Regions from separate parts of the Mus musculus genome. Here region 2 is linked to region 1. A link is a contact called in ENCODE Hi-C data. All regions are on one chromosome and are shown on one strand. The core of a region is the stretch at or near the end of the contact, and the rest is flanking DNA. Distances in the headings are between cores, read along the strand shown. Region 1 holds the start of Smpd4 (sphingomyelin phosphodiesterase 4). Region 2 overlaps Scarf2 (scavenger receptor class F, member 2).

Region 1 (5,639 bases), core at 2,528-5,027:
TTGAACATCTATAGATTTTGGTACTCATGGAAGAGGCCTGGACTTAGAATGAGTTCTCTACAAATATCAAGGGACAACTGTATTGTCATCTGCTATAGTTTGTATATGTCTGGCCCAGGGAGTGGCACTATTTGGAGATGTGGCCTTGTTGGTGTAGGTGTGTCACTGTGTTCATGGGCTTTAAGACCTTACTCCTAGCTGCCTTGAAGTCAATATTCTGCTAGCAGTCTTCAGATGAAGATGTAGAACTCTCAGCTCCTCCTGCACCATGCCTGTCTGGATGCTGCCATGCTCCCACCCTGATGATAATGGACTGAACCTCTGAACCTGTAAGCCAGACTCAAATATATGTTATCCTTTCTAAGACTTGCCTTGGTCATGGTGTCTGTACACAGCAGTAAAACCAGAAGTAAGACATCATCTCAACATGTCATCTGTGTATTTTTATAAGCTGTTGCTTTCATTTTCTTTGGGTTTTAATTTTTTGGGGGGAGGGGAGCGTGTAGCCTTGACTGTCCTGAGACTCACGGAGAATCTACCTGCCTCTCTCTCCACAGCACTGGGATTAAAGGTGTGTGCCACCACACTCAGATCACTTTTATTTTAATACCAGCCCTTTAGTGTGTTCAAACAAGTAGTGTTCCTTGACAATAGCACCCTCGAATGGCTCAGGGCCCTGACTAGACAATATAGCTCATGTGAGATTCCTAACTTCCACACAACAGAATGTGCCTTACACGTTCTGACGGGACATGTGTTTAAGACACATGGTTACTCTAAACCTAAACAGGAAGTGCTAGAATTACTCACCTTCCCTCCATGACCACAGACCATTTTGTTCAGCGTTGTGTGTGCACGTGTGTCTATGTAAGCCTTTTATATGTAAAAAAAATGTATGTATGTGTGGTGTACATGACCATGTGTGTACATGTTTGTATGTACATGTGATGTTGAATATGACCACACATGCACATGTTTATATGTATATGTGGCAGTGTGCATGACCATGTGTACACATGTGGAGGCCAGGGCAGAATACTGGGTGCCTTCCTTTTGCTCTTTGTCTTCTGGCCTTGAGACAGGGTCTCTCTCTGAACTAGAAGCTCACCATTGCAGTCATGCTGCTGGACCAGTAAGTTCTCAGCATCCATCTGTCTCTGCCCTGAAGTGCTGGGATTGTTTACAGGCATGCAAAGCTCCTCACACAGGTCAGGAATTCAAATTAGTTCCCCATTACAATGTTACCCATGGAACGATCTCAGGCTCCACTACTCTATACTTCTAAGGTCTCCCCTTTCTCTGCTATAAGAAAGAGCAAAGTGAAACCTTCACAGCTAAGCATGGAGCTATTCTGCAACCTCAGGTCTCTATTCTGTCCCAAGGCAGTCAGGTGGCTCTAGTACTGCAATTCATATAATAGAAATATAGGAGGTGTGTAGCCTGACCTGCTGTGTGGGTAGGAGCTGGACCTGGGCCTGGGAGAGGTACAGGTAAGGGGTTGCCTGCCCTGTTCTCAGAGTGCTGTCCTGAAGATGTAATGTCAGGGCAAGGACCAAAGTCCTCTTTATTCCTATGGCTGTAGAAGAAGGCATGATGAAGAGGTGGGGAGGAGTTAGGCAAACAGACCCTAGTCTGTTTGGACCAGTCCTTGATCCAACAGTACACTCCCTGAGGCGAGGCCAACTAGAGCCCCAGAAGGTAGATGGGTTTGCAGACCCAGGGTGGAGACCCACAGATAGGCTCGCCTATACATGCTGAGTTGAACTGCAACCCCCTAGCCACAGCCAGGAAGGAGCAAAAGGCTTACCTCTGACCTCAGGTCCCTGATGTAGGCAGAGACATGGACACAAAGTCATTAGCTGCTACTGAGCACACACGTCAGGAAGGAGGCGAGGGGAGCCAGGGTAAGATTCAGCAAGTCTGCCAAAAACAAATGCAGTATTCAGTGAGTCCTGTGGCATTCAGGGCAGACCTGTTCCAAGACTTGTCCAAGACTTGTCCACTGTGGCTATCTGGGTCATGGTCCTGAAAACCTAGCCTTTAATCCCATCACCCTGAAGGCAGAGTTTGAAGCCTGCCTGGTCTACATAGTGAGTTCCAGAAAAGAAACAAAACAAAACCCATAAAACAACAACACCAAAACAAAACAACAACAACAAAAATAAAGTGGGGAGCTGGGTGGTGGTGGCACATGCCTTTAATCCCAGTACTCGGGAGGCAGAGGCAGGCAGATTTCTGACTTCGAGGCCAGCCTGGTCTACAGAGTGAGTTCCAGGACAGCCAGGGCTACACAGAGAAACCCTGTCTCGAAAAAACAAAAAAGAAAAAGAAAAGGAAAGGTATGGGAACAGAAAAATAAATATAAATATTTGGGACAAGAGAGGAAGAGAGAGAGAGAGAGAGAGAGAGAGAGAGAGAGAGAGAGAACATGGACAGAGTATGTATCGTGCTGTGGTGGGGCTTTTTCAGAGTAGCAGATGAGATTTGGAAGAGTTCCAAAGCAGGCGTGTCTGCAGGGACTTGCAACCTGCCCAAGTCCATGCAGCCCATCTCCTTGGTGCTCAGCACCTTTTTCCCTTCATGCCCAGCTTTTGCAGCGTGGCCTCCCCCAGACCTGTGAAAGCCCTGAGTCTAGCCTCTGTCAGTCGAGCACCCTGAAAAAGGTGAGTGTTGGGCCCGCGTACCTCCTCCACTTCCCTCTCCCGCCTCTTCCCCTGACCACCACTCCCCACCCCAATTCCCTTCCACCCTGCAGAATTCGCTGCAGTCTAGCAGGTGAGGAGCCTCCACAGCGCCAGCTACTGGCCACCTCTTTCCTTGCCAGGCCCTGCAGCTCCCAGTCTGTAGCGGCTCCAACAACCCAGGGCAAGCATCCCGAGAGGTTTTTACATACTTGCTTGACTTGTTCTGAGTGCTTAATGTGAATAGGGCAGTATGTTAGCCATGGGAATGGTGTGGTGGAAAGCTGTCCGCTGCCTGACGATCAGATCCCTGATAGACGGATTTAGGTAGCAGCACCCAGAACCGTGCCTGGCATATGCTGGGTACTTGGTAAATCCTGTTGGATGATGGGTATTTAGGATTGCATGTACTTATCTATTTTGTGCAGGTTTCTTCCTTGAAGCACTCTTTAAGGGCTCTAAAAAAACAACTTTTAAAATTTTTATTAGCTTAAGAAGTATGAGGATTTTTGTTTTGTTTTCGAGACAGGGTTTATGTAGCCCTGATTGTCCTAGAACTCACCCTGAAGACCAAGCTGGCCTCAGAATCACAGAGATCTGCCTGCCTGCCTCTGCCTCCCTAGTGATGGGATTAAAGGCGTGTGCTGCCACCAACACCTGGTTTATTGGGGGTGGGGGTGTTATTTGTGTACTTGTATATTTGTTGGTTCTTAACCAGGAAGAATTCTTTCAAAGAAGTTTCAATTATTGATTGCTTGATTGTTTGTCTTTTCAAGACAGGGTTTCTCTGTGTAATCCTGGCTATCTTGAACCTCTGGCTTTGAACTCAAGAGATCTGCCTGCCTCTGCCTCCAGAACGCATGGATTAAAAGCGTGTGTCACCAGGGCAACAACCTCTTTCTAGAAACTTTTCATTTCATGTAGTCCCATTTTAATTCTCCAGGCTATTTCTGTGTCAGTGAAGTACAGTGTTGAAAAGTCTTGCCTATATCTATTTTTCTAGACGCGTATTCCTGTTGTCTTCTGTATTTCAGACCTTACTTTGATCCTCTCGGATTCCCGCCAAACTAAGGGGGCGTGGCACCCGGCGCAGCTTGATGACGACATTAGGCGCCGAGTGTCCGAATGGCGGCTCCCTTCTCTGAGAAGCTCGAGATTTGTGCTATCAGCACGGCAGGTGAGTGGCGGGAGCCGCGCGCGAGGCAGCCCAGCACCGTGCGGTTTTCTCGGGTCCCCGCCGAGGCTGGCTCCGTTCCTCCTCGAGCTGTGGGGGACTTGGGCCTCCCGACAGCTCGGCCTGTACGGGGCCGGCCGGGAGCCCAGGGCCCGGCTGCAACCTCACGCCGCTCTCCAGGGTCATGGCTTTCTGCCGCCTTCCTGCGTGGTCCTCGCAGACGGTCCGGGTAGGGGGTGGATGAACGCTCGATGTGAGAGTTGAGGGAGGGGGACTTGGAGGGAAAGTTGAACCTTGGGCTCAGCTAGCGATGTTTGGTAGTAGAACTCGTTGTGGGTTTAGGTTCTACCTTGCGACTTTCCCGAGCCTCAGTTTCCTCCTCTGTAATGTAATAGGGTAGTCTCGAAACTTTGGAGGTATAGGAAGTTGTGATCAACAAATGAGGGCACGCCGCAGCTTCTCAGAGTCAGCCGAGGGAGTTCTTGACAGTGGCGCGCTAAGCTTGGCTGGAGTTCGTAGTCATTAGAAACCTCAAAAACAGTCGCAAGCAGTTCTTGAAGAAAGTGGACTTTGAGGGGTCGACCGAAGCAAAGGCCTTCGGCACTGCATGCACGCTGGCTTCGGGCGTGGGTGACAGGGCCTAAAAGCAAGAGTATCAGTGTCGTTGCCCTATTCGTGGAATCGTGGAAAGACCTTCGTTAGACATCTCTGATTTTTCAACTGTCTGCTTCTTCTGAGGAGAGAGTTGACTTCTTGTCTCCTTTAGATCTCTGCCCTTATCGAGTAGTCCACAATTTTATGCTGCCCTGATCATTTCATGGTAGTTTGCAATGTAGGTCAGGACTGAAACATTTTCAGTTTTCCTTAACACTGAGACTGAATTAAGAATTGGAAAAAAAAAAACAAAACAAAACCCAAAACCTAAGAATTGTTTCTCTTGCCACATGGCAAAGATTGGTGGTCTTTCAAAACCACAACTGCCTTAAACTCCTACTGTCTGGCTTCTCTCCTTGCAGACTGGCATTGCCAGCTTAGCACCTTTTCTCCTGTAGTGAGCAGGGCTGAGACAGAAAAGCTATCACTAGTCCATCGGTGGCACACAGTAGGCTCTCTGCTCTTTCCAGCTCTTGATTGTTTTGTGTTTCTTACCATAGGCACTGGGAGGTAGGAAGCTGCAGGGCTATGCCTAATTTTTGGTGGTGAGTTCAAATTCTTCCTTCATAGAACTTCTTCATTTGTCGCAAGAAGCACACATTACTTGCTTCACCCTTCTCTTACAGACACGAGATTTGTAAGGAGTTTGCTAGACTCTTGGCTCTGCTGATTGCTAGGTGGGTGCTGAGAAGTCTTTTGCTGTTTTTTACCCTTGTTTCCTGATTTGCATCAGCCTTGTGGGCTGTGAAGATGTATTTCCTAGTGGTGCTTTACCTAGCCCCCTTTGTGTTTGTTTTCCCATAGTCACATAGTGACCAGTTCAGGCAGGCACTAGGGTATTAGAAGGTCCAGATCAAGACTTGCTTTAATCTTCAGGCTCTAGGGAAGAATATGATTCCAGGCTTATTCAAGATGCTGCCAGAATCCAGTTTCTTTGAGGTCTTGAATTCTTGCTAAGCTATGCTCTATGTCTTAAAGTCCACTGACATTGTACTGTAGTTGGTTCTTTTAAAGTCTCTTTAGAATAGCACTTAGATGAGTGTTTGATTGAATTGACAAGCAAGAAGAGTCTTGGGGGTTAGTCAGGAATTCTGCCTGTTGCTGGTGATTAGGTAAGGAAATAAATGAAA
Region 2 (5,083 bases), core at 1,275-3,774, 190 kb after region 1:
GTCCCCCGCGCAGCGCGCCCGAGGCCGCCTCTATGCTGGCAGCTGAGCTGCGCGACAAGACTCGCAGCTTAGGCCGCGCCGAGAAGCCGCCGCCGCCGCAGAAGGCCAAGCGCTCCGTGCTCCCCGCCGCGACGGTCCGCACAGCCTCGGCGTCCGAGGCCTCGGGGTCAGAGAAGGCGGCGGCCAGCGCACCTGCGCCCGAGACCCCTCGGAAGAAAACCCCCATCCAGAAACCGCCTCGGAAGAAGAGCAGGGAGGCAGCGGGGGAGCCGAGTAGGGCGGGCACGGCCCCCGGAGCTTCCTAAGCTCGCAGCCCCAGGAGGCTTTCTCACCACCATTTCCCCGCGCGGCCGCAGCGAAGGCATTTCATTGGCCCCCAAAGCCCAGCGCCCGCCCAAGCCTGCGTCTGGTTGGCCTAGGCTCAAGCAGCCGCGGCCTGGTTGGATCTGCTCTCGGGCCTCGCAGACACTTAGCTGGCTACCCGCTCCCACTAGCAAAGTTGTGGAGCTTTTCTAGTAATCTCTGTCTCGTTGGCCATGGCTTGGAGAGCCTACAGACTTCTTACTGGCCAAGAAGAGTGTTCTTGGCAGGGCTACCTTGTCACTGGCCGATGCCAGCAGCGCTTCTGCCTCTTGGCTGCCTCTCATTTGCCAAGGCCTGGTGCCTATGGCTGAAGGGTCTTTTTCTCTGAAGACAAAAAGAGGTTGCGTCCATAAACTGGGCTCCAGAGTATCTGGTTGGCCCGAACCTGGGGAGAAGAGCTGGTCTCTTCTTCGCAGGGGGCTCAGCCCATGTTGGCTTGTCCCCTTCCCACGCACGCCAGCCCTGGTCTCTCAGCCATCAAGCTGGTTTTGATGGCCTCCTATCACCCCACGAGGGAACCCCAGGGCCTACTCTGGTGGCTTTAGATGTATTTATAGGCCCTGGGCAGGGCTTCTCTCATCCCATCTGGGACCTTCTGGATGGGCTCCTCATAGCAGGCCAAAGCTTTCTTTAATAAAATGCTTCTCCCCACTTCCAGTGCTCTAATTACTTCCTGCAGGAGGTTGTGGAGCAAAGATGACCTCTTATGGAACCTATATGCAACATCCTCTGGGCTCCTCCAGCTGAATGGAACCTTGAAGTTCCCGGTGTGGGTTTCCAGGAACGAAGTAAAAAGTGTGCCTAACCCACCAGTCCTGAACTATCACTTGGAAGAAGCGGGGATCTGAGCTGGGGGGGATCCAGAGGTCAGAACTGTTTCTGGTGAGACAGAGGTGAGGGCAAGGGACACCGGACAATGGACCCAGACTCCAGCCAGGCCTCACAAAGCAGCCTGTTACTGCACAGAGCCTGCTTGCTCCCTTAGGTACCATGTCCTGAATGAAACCCTTCCTATCTCATCTCCACATGCTGCAGGAGGGGAACAGAGGGAAGACAGCCTGCCTGGCCTTCTCTGGAGCCATTTGTGTCTGTCCCACCCCATCCTAGCACCTTCACCCCTCCTGGAATGCTCCTAACTGACCCTTCTGAACCTGAACCTTAGGGTTCCTACTGACCTTAGTTTCTGAAAGCCATCTGTTTTGGTTCCTTCTAGCCCCCTGCCTCTAGCAGACTCTCTTCCTGTCTCTAGTCTCTTTTGGTTGTTGAGACAGGGCTTCATAGTGCAGCCTGGTATGATCTTGAACTTCTGCCCTGGTTTTCCAAGTGTGAAGCCATGAGGATGCTGGACATCCAATATATATATATATATATATATATATATATATATATTTTTTTTTTTTAAAATGCTGTTAGCTTCAGAGCCAGCTCTCCAGCTCTTTCTCCTATCTGCTTATGCCCAGCTTAAAATTTCACTCTGTCAACACCCTCCTAGCTTCAAGTATCTCCAGTGTTGGCAGTCCAGTTATTCTCTGGACAAGTACTACTTCGAGGACAGCTTTGGTCCCATACAGGGATTCAGCCACCAGAGTGGTGATGGCGTCCAGAGCAGCTGATGGACACAGTGCCTCAAGCTGGCCTGGCTGGGCAACATGTGGTTGGCAGCCCTGTTGTCTCTGTGCCAGATGCTTTCCCTTGGCCAGCAAGGCACCATCCTGCTGTGGTCTTGTGGTTTGATTGGCCTCTGATCCATTGAGGCACCAAGTCATACTAGCTGCTGGGGCGGAAGTCAGGCTCAGTGTCAGGCAGAAAGCGACAGAGGCCAAGGCAGGACAATCAGTGTAGAGTGGAACATTGTTAGGCCCCACTCTTGCCCACTCTGTGCCCCTACCAAGCCATCCTTCCACAATGGCCACTCACTCAATTCCTTACACTAGTCCTCCATCTCCCTAGTCTAGATTGGTATGATCTGGGCAGTTCAGGAATATCTCAGTGCTGGCCTGGGGCCTCTCCTCCCACTGTCCAGGAAGCTTGACCTGCAGGAACCTCTCTGTGGGCCCCTCCTGGACAGAGACCAGTGTTGTCCATCATCAACCAGCCCTGCCGCCTGTCCCCCAGGAGAGTTCCCCTTAAATGTCTTTCACCACCCAGTATTCCCCACCCCCTCTGGGCTTGCACTAGTGCCAGCTCCCAGGGCAGGCGCCACAAAAGAGAACCACGACTGCTGGAACCTCTGTTGCCATGGGGACGGGGACCACAGAGCTCACATCTGGTAGTGATTGAGGAGGAAAAATTATGAGTCGTGGAAAACGCAAATATTTTTTTGTAACACAGAGCACAAAGGAATGTGGGGACTGGAGAGGGGCCTGGGCTCCGTCTGGTTTCCAGCAGGATGTAGCACACATCACTCAGAGAGGCCAGGCTGTGCCAGACAGCTTATACATGTGCACACACCAGCAGTTGCTGTCTTGTGGCACACATACCTTTGCCACTAGATGCACAGAAATACAACACAATGCAAAACACACACGTGTGACAAATCAGTGTGGCCCAGAAACACAGAACAAACACACAGCAGCATGTACCCTACATATAACTGCATCCAAATTAAAAGGGTCAAATACTCATGGCTCCATAATTCCCTGGGACACACAGAGGCACCTAGACACACAGTCTGCTAGACAGAAATGGACCTTCATGTCTAACACAGATGTACTACGGCACTGCACATGCAGACCAAGGGACATATACCCTGCCACACACATGTGGAGACAGTCACTGCAATGCAAAGAGGACTTTCAGCCCTCAGAACACATAAACGAAGGGCAAGGGATACACAGCAAATCTAACAGACTTGGGAACATAATACACCCTACAACACATGCACTTCAGGCATGGTGAAAGAATCATATATCATATTATATCATATGAATCACATGTGCTGCCTAGCACATGGAAACCAAATCCCTTGAAGCATGCATACACACAATTCATGGTGCAATGAAAAAAGAGGCAAGTTCTGATCCCACACACAGCCATTACACATAGAAACAGGAGACAAACATGTCCTCTGTAACGCATACCATTGTACTAGACAAAATGCCAGCACACACCCAGCACTTCACCACGCTCAGGAGACTGTGTCTAAACTTGCAACATCCATACCACTGTCACCCGACAAAAACATTGAGAGACACCCCTCTGCCACCATTACAGCTCTGTTAGTGAAACACACTCACAGCAGACAAAGTCACAGTGACATGACCTGTAACAGGGACACCTTCTACCAAAGCCGACTTGATAGGAAGACACTGACTACCACACGCCTGATATGCAAACACACGGAAAAGGCTCAGAAAAGCATATTCAGTCCATAATTAACACACATGTGCAGCACGGCCACACAGTACCCAACTGAGCCTGGAGGTGTACACACCCCTGAAACACAGCCAGATGTGTTGGAAGTTATCTGAGTTCTGTGATCCAGAAGAGCAGGGAGTGTAGCATGCACAGTGTCCCAGCTTCACCCAAAACCAACAAAGCAAGCAATAGTGACAAAACAAGGGGGACAGAGGGAAAAGAAAGTTGATCAGGATAAGGTGACGGGTCTTCTTCTTCTTCTTCTTCTTCTTCTTCTTCTTCTTCTTCTTCTTCTTCTTCTTCTTCTTCTTTTTGTTTGTTTTTGTTTTTTGTTTTTCAAGACAGAGTTTCTCTGTAGCCCTGGCTGTCCTGGAGCTCACTCTGTAGACCAGGCTGGCCTCGAACTCAGAAATCCGCCTGCCTCTGCCTCCCAAGTGCTGGGATTAAAGGCGTGCGCCACCACTGCCCGGCCAGGTCTTCTTATCTTTGCAAAGACTTGGGCTGAATCTTTGCAAAGATTTGATGAAGACTTGTTGCTTCTTAGTCATCAAAGCTCCAGAAACCCCTGGAGTGTGGTTACTGGGGGTGGGTGGGTACCGAAGGATCAGTGAACACAGTGGTCCAGAGCTGCTTACTGCACACAGCAACATGGGACCCCAGTGGCTCCCCCCCCCCAAGATGGTGTTTCACATAGTCCAGGATAGCCTTGAACTAGCTTTGTAGCTGAAGATAACTTGTGCCTCTGATACCCTACCCCCCAAGCTGCTAAGATTCACGCCATTCACCATACCTGGTTTATTAGGGATTGAACTCAGGACTTTGTTCAAGCCAGGCAAGCACTCTACCAACTAAGCCATGTTCCTAAGGAACATATCCCTAAGCTGTGTTCAGTGGCTTTATAATTCTCATTTTATTTTTATTTTTTTAATTTTTTGTTTTTCGAGACAGGGCTTTCCCTGTATAGCCCTGGCTGGCCTGAATTTTTAAAGACAGGGTCTTACTATATAGCCCTGACTGTCCTGGAACTCTGTGTAGTCTAGGCTTGTCTTGAACTCACAGAGCTTCACCTGCCTCTGCCTCCTGGGATTAAAAGTGCGTACAACATCCAGTTTATAGTAGCTTTTTATTATTGCTTTTCTGTACACTTCAAAACACAAGTGTTTAAAGCATCCATTCTAGAGGCACGACATTTGGCATTCCAATCTCACTGCTGTCCCTTGTGTGGCAGGACACCATTGCTATTTTAGGGCTAGAGATAGGACCTTTTTGAAAAGATTGAAGTCCATTCATTGTTAGCAAGGTAGAAGTATTCTGATGTTGCCATCTAGTGGTGAACCGCAGAAACATCTGGAGCAGAAAAGAG

The links. Hi-C counts contacts between places; a loop is a spot of excess contacts on that map.
Region 2: a loop to region 1 is called in a map of heart, with 3 times the contacts of the local background. The contact joins the enhancer-like site here to the promoter of Smpd4 in region 1. A Hi-C loop is called at or near these places in 1 of 37 maps with a recorded cell type or tissue (heart).

What each region holds. Positions count from the first base shown.
Region 1 is chr16:17,615,577-17,621,215 of GRCm38, forward strand. It overlaps Smpd4 (sphingomyelin phosphodiesterase 4), which reads left to right and starts at 3,778. Exons shown (of 19, transcript NM_001164610.1): 1 at 3,778-3,858.
Region 2 is chr16:17,807,280-17,812,362 of GRCm38, forward strand. It overlaps Scarf2 (scavenger receptor class F, member 2), which reads left to right. Exons shown (of 11, transcript NM_153790.3): 11 at 1-1,014. The coding sequence ends at 305. Among named protein-coding and RNA genes, the nearest start is that of Scarf2, 13 kb to the left of the region's middle. RefSeq lists an enhancer at 1,932-3,874. Within about 2 kb of position 2,525, at least 2 of the 3 ENCODE cell types and tissues checked have a DNase peak (open chromatin) inside an H3K27ac peak, as active enhancers do; they include heart, where a contact is called at or near this core.